Linked DNA regions of Homo sapiens: region 1 is linked to region 2. A link is a loop called in an ENCODE intact Hi-C map of the cell type or tissue named here. Cell type or tissue: Caco-2. All regions are shown on one strand. Each heading gives the region's core, and the rest is flanking DNA. Links, peaks and the distances in the headings are about the cores only.

Region 1 (2,820 bases), core at 69-2,568, 140 kb before region 2:
ACCTTAGAACGTCAGTTTGTACTCTTTCAGTCTTTTTGATATAGGTATTTAGGGCCATGAACTTTCCTTTTAGCACCGCCTTTGCTGTATCCGAGAGGTTTTGATAGGTTGTGTCATTATTGTTGTTCAGTTTGAAAAATTTTTTATTTCCATCATTATTTTGTTTTTGACTCAATGCTCATTAAGGAGCAGGTTATTTAATTTCCATGTACTTGCATGGTTTTGAAGGTTCCTTTTGCAATTGACTTCCAGTTTTATTCCAATGTAGTCTGAGAGAGTGCTTGATATAATTTCAATTTTCTTAAATTTATTGAGGTTCATTTTATGGCCTATCATATGGTCTATCTTGGAGAAAGTTCCATGTGCTGTGGGATAGAATGTGTATCCTGCAGATGTTGAATGAAATGTTCTGTATATATTTGTTAAGCCCATTTGCTCCAAGGTATAGTTTAAATCCATTGTTTCTTTGTTGACTTTCTGTCTTGATGACCTCTCTAGTGCTGTCAGTGGAGTAGTGAAGCCCACCCACCCACAGCAACTATTATTGTGTTGCTGTCTATCTCATTTCTTATGTCTATTAGTAATTGTTTTATACATTTGGGAGCTCCAGTGTTTGGTGCTTATACATTTAGGATTGTGATATTTTCCTGTTGGAAAAGGCCTTTTACTATTGTATAATGTACTTCTTTGTCTCTTTTACCTGCTGTTGCTTTAAAGCTTGTTTTGTCTGATATAAGAATAGCTACTCCTGCTCACTTTTGGTGTCCATTTGCATGAAATGCCTTTTTCCACCCCTTTACTTTAAGTTTATGTGAGTCCTTATGTGTTAGGTGAGTCTCCTGAAGGCAGAAGATGGTTGGTGAGTTCTTATCCATTGTGCAGTTCTGTATCATTTAAGTGGAGCTTTTAGGCCATTTACATTCAATGTCAGTATTGAAATGTGAGGTACCCTTGCATTCATTGTGCTCTTTGTTGCCTGTGTACTTTGGTTATTTGTTTGTTTTTTATTTTTGCTTTTTAACTTGTAATTTTCTCTGGTCCCTCCATGATTAGCGTAATGACTAACCTCCTGAATTCTTTTTCAGGTAAATCAGGGATTTCTTCTTGGTTTGGATCCATTGCTCATGAGCTAGTATGATTTTTTGGGTGTGTTGAAGAGGCTTGCTTTGTTATATTACCAGGGTTGGTTTTCTGGTTCCTTCTCATTTGGGTAGCCTCTGTCAGAGGGAAGGTCTAGGGCTGATGGCTGTTGTTCAGATTCTTTTGTCCCACGGGGTGTTCCCTTGATGTAGTACTCTCCCCCTTTTCCTATGGGTGTGTCTTCCTGTGAGCCTAGCTGTAGTGATTGTTGTCTCTCTTCTGGGTCTAGCCACTCAGTGAGTCTACTTGGCTCTTGGCTTCTACTGGGGGGGTGTGTGCACAGAGTCCTGTGATGTGAGCCATCTATGGGTCTCTCAGCCGTGGATACCAGCGCCTGTTCTGGCGGAGGTAGCAGGGGGGTGAGGGGTTGCAATGGACTCTGTGAGGGTTGTTAGCTTTGGTGGTTTAATGCTCTATTTTTGTGCTGATTGGCCTCTTGCCAGGAGGTGGCGCATTCCAGAGAGCATCAGCTGTGGTAGTATGGGGAGGAACCAGTGGTGGGCGGGACCCTAGAACTCCCAAGATTATATGCCCTTTGTCTTCCGCTGCCAGGGTGGGTAGGGAAGGACCATCAGGTGGGGGCAGGGCTAGGCGTGTCTGAGCTCAGACTCTCCTTGGGCGGGTCTTGCTATGGCTGCTGTTGGGGATAGGAGTGAGATTCCCAGGTCACTGGAGTTGTGTACCTAGGAGGATTATGGCTGCCTCTGCTGAGACCTGCAGATTGTCAGGGAAGTGGGGGAAAGCAGGCAGTCACAGGCTTCACCCAGCTCACATGCAAACCAAAAGGCCAGTCTCACTCCCACCATGCCCCTGCCAACAGCCCAAGTCTGTTTCCAGGCAGAGGGTGAGACAGGCTTGAAAACCTGCCACAGGCTACCCGCCTCCCAGGTGCAAAAGAAAAGAGCTTGGTTCTCCCCTGCCTGTGGAGTCTGCACACTGGATTTGCGCTCTTCCCCGAGTTCTGGCCAGGAGGCTTCTCACCTCGTTCAAATTTTTGCAGAGTTCAGCTAGAGATTTCCTTTTCCCTGTGGAGTTTTAGCCCCTGCTCCTCTGGCTGCCCTCCCTTTGGATCCCTGTGGTACAGGCAGGAATGGCCTTCTTGGGCACCCAGCGAGCTCCCAGGGCCTTTCTGCTGCTTCCCCTACCCCTGTATTTTGCTCGGCTCTCCAGATTGACTCAGCTCCTGGTAGAGTCAGAAACTTCTCCCACAAACAGACCTTCAGCTTCTCCAGTGGGGGTGTGTGTTTGGGAGAGGCGGGGTTCTCCCTTTCCCACTTCCGCAGTTGGGGCACCCACGGTATTTGGCAAGGGGGTCTTCCAGGTCCTGCAGGAGCAGTCCACTCCTTCAGAGGGTCTGTGGGTCCTCTCGGGATTGGTAGGCTTTTTCTTACAGTCGATCTGGAGCTAAAATTCACAATGCAAGCCTCCGCAGGCTGCTCTGTCTAGAGCTGACATCTAGTCCTGCTTTCTGTCCTCCATGATGATCTACAATCTTTATATACTTCTAAAATTTTATAATCATGGCAAAGCTATAAGCTATTCTGTATGTGTATAAAATATGTATATATGTCACACATACACACACACACATTCAAAATGCATTTATTGAGTGCCTAACCATAGGACAAAAATTTTCCTAGATGCCAGGGATACTTAGATGTCAAGAGTATAGGAACTTTA
Region 2 (2,820 bases), core at 108-2,607:
TATCAAAAGAATATTTTGTGACAAGTAGAAATTTTATGACATTCAGATTTCATTGTCATAATGTTTTATTGGAACACAGCCATACCTGTTTGTTTAGGTATAATCTGTAGTTGTTGTGTTTTAGGCAGAATTGAATAGTTGCTGTAGAGACCATATGGCCAACAAAGCTTAAAATGTGTACTGTCTGGTCCTTTGCATAAAAAGGTTGCCAGCCCCTATTCTAGAATTATTGAAATCACATCCCTACCACTCCATGGCCAGTAAATTGAAAGATGCAAGGAAAGACAAATTAAATTGATTTAATTGGGTGTGAGGTGGGATAGGATCAAATGAGAGATAAAATGTTTATTTCAGTTTTTAGGTTGAAGTGTAATTAAGTTATTATTTTACAATATTCTCCTCGACTTACCTATTATAGCCATTTGAAAATTAAGGAAAATGAGGAGAAAACAGAAGAAATGAGTCAGAAAGGAGCTATCACTTGAAAAAAGAGATACAATACATAGAAGAAAGAATGGAAAAGAGATCAAGAAAGGACCATGCATTCTCTGAGTTAATGCTTTTTTGGAGCAAGGAGACAATACACCAGCGATTCCAAAATAATTGTTGGTTATGGCATTTCAACGAGTTTTCCTAGTACTTTATTTAAAAAGTGAAGTAACGGCTGGGTGCGGTGGCTCACGCCTGTAATCCCAGCACTTTGGGAGGCTGAGGTGGGTGAATCACGAGGTCAGGAGTTCAAGACCAGCCTGGCCAACATAGTGAAACCACATCTCTACTTAAAAAAAATACAAAAATTAGCCGGGCATGATGGTGCGTGCCTGTAGTCCCAGCTACTTGGGAGGCTGGGGCAGGAGAATCACTTGAACCCGGGAGGCAGAGGTTGCAATGAGCTGAGATCACACCACTGTACTCTAGCTTGAGCGACACAGCAAGACTTTGTCTCCAAAAAAAAAAAAAAAAAAAAAAAGGTGAAATAACATGTGAAAACAGTATATAAAATTTATTGTTTTTCTGAAATCTCTGATTTAATAGGAACTAAAATGTAAGCCAATTAATTATAAAGAATTCCAGTGAAACCTAGCTATTTTATTTTTCATGTTGAATAGAATTTACTACAAAACCAAAGAGGTCACCCAAAAAAGAGAAACTTTTTAATATGAGACCCAAAAGTTCTCTTTTCTTAGCTGCTTTACCTTTTTAACCTGTTCTCCAGTTAAGCACTATGTTTTAAATTTTTCTGGTCTTTTTATAGGTGTGTTTAAGCAGAGGAAAATTATTAGTTGAAAAAGCTATCAAGGACCATGTAAGTAGGAACTATAAAGATTCACATTGTACATTTTGTTATTAAAAACTCAACTGGAAATTACAGATATTCTTGAAATTTTCCTTTCCACATTTTTAGGCAAAAACCTGAATCTCAGCATATATTTTATTTTACAAAGTAAAGAACTTACTTTTCATGTAGAAACATCCCCATCTTGTGGCCTTTTAAAATATTACTGGAAACTTAAAACTTGCCTTATAGTTTTCATTAAATTACCAAGGATGTGGGTATAAAGTGGGATTGATTTTAGGAATTCTATAGAAAATCTTGATGTCCTAGCTATTGTAACTCTATAGGGTCTGTTACAAATAACTGCCTTAGTGACATTAAACTTCAAATAATTGAATTTTTATTAAAATTTAGCTCATCTTAAATAATTTCCTAGAACAACCATAAAACTTTTTTTTTTACAGGATTTTATTCCTTCAAATAGTATATTATCAAATGCCTTGTCATGGGGAGTAAAAATTCTTCATATTGATGGTAAGGATTTTATAATTGTTTTTTGACAGTATTTGTTTTAAGTGTCCATGTCTGTCCTTTGGTTCCTGACTTTACATAGTGAAATTTTGATAGCAGGGATGTCTTAATCTGTTTCCTATTGCTTATAACAGAATACCTGAAACTGGGTAATGTACAAAGAAAAGGAATTTATTTCTTACAGTTATGGAGACTAAGAAGTCCTGGGTCAAAGGGCTGCATCTGGTGAGGGCCTTCTTGTTGGTGGAGACTCTGCAGAGTCTTGAGGCAGCACAGAGTATCACATGGTGAGGGGCTGAGTGTGCTAGCTCAGGTCTCTCTTTCTCTTTTTATAAAGATATCAGGTCCACTCCCATGATAACCCATTAATCCATGAATTCCCTCTTAAAGGTCCCATCTCTCAGTAAGTACTGTCACACTGGGGGTTAAATTTCAACATGAGTTTTAGAGGAGACAAACATTCAGACCATAGCATAAGAGATACCTATAATGGTAAATTCTTTATCTAATTTAACTACAAGAAAATATCACTGTTTAACTCCAAGAGTAAAATTGCTAATCTTAAAACCTTCTTTCTTTTAATAAAGACATTAGATACTACATTGAACAAAAGAAAAAAGAGTTGTATTTACTCAAGAAATCAAGTACTTCAGTAAGAGATGGGGTATGTTTTCTTTTTCAATTTTTAAAGTGACCAAGCTTGGTTTTTTTACTTACGTATTTGCAAAGTTTTCCTCCCAAGCAGAAAATATCCTAGGGGCAAGCCTGTGTATGATGTGCCTGTTTCTGTTATTCAAATAAATCGAGTGTCATTTAACTTTAGGGTTGTACTCACCAGGTAAAAGTTGTTCCTGGAATAGTGGCATAGGTCGCTTCCTCAGCCCCCTTTTGTTACTGCTGTTTTGTAACAGGTACTTTTATTTATTCTGTAGAAAAATCACTAAAATCAGCCTGTTGTATAAACGTTCCTAATGTAAGTAATGTACTTCTTTTTGGAATATAAATATGTACTA

Evidence for each region. A loop is a pair of places that touch in the nucleus more often than their neighbours do. Peaks named below come from ENCODE experiments on the same cell type or tissue, not always from the same donor. Only the 100,000 strongest peaks of a DNase experiment are listed, where the experiment ranks them.
Region 1: a loop joins it to region 2, with 16 times the contacts of the local background. A loop is called at or near these places in 2 of 110 quality-filtered maps.

The regions. Positions count from the first base shown.
Region 1 is chr7:87,745,887-87,748,706 of GRCh38, forward strand. All of the region lies in intron 6 of RUNDC3B (RUN domain containing 3B), which reads left to right. Among named protein-coding and RNA genes, the nearest start is that of RUNDC3B, 120 kb to the left of the region's middle. RefSeq lists enhancers at 1,466-2,055, 2,056-2,644. In Caco-2, for the core only: no CTCF peak of the experiment used is centred there; a DNase peak (open chromatin) is centred at 1,555.
Region 2 is chr7:87,885,589-87,888,408 of GRCh38, forward strand. DBF4 (DBF4-CDC7 kinase regulatory subunit) reads left to right here. Exons shown (of 12, transcript NM_006716.4): 4 at 1,256-1,306; 5 at 1,741-1,810; 6 at 2,395-2,471. Among named protein-coding and RNA genes, the nearest start is that of DBF4, 11 kb to the left of the region's middle. In Caco-2, for the core only: a CTCF peak has its summit at 1,474 (motif pointing left); no DNase peak of the experiment used is centred there.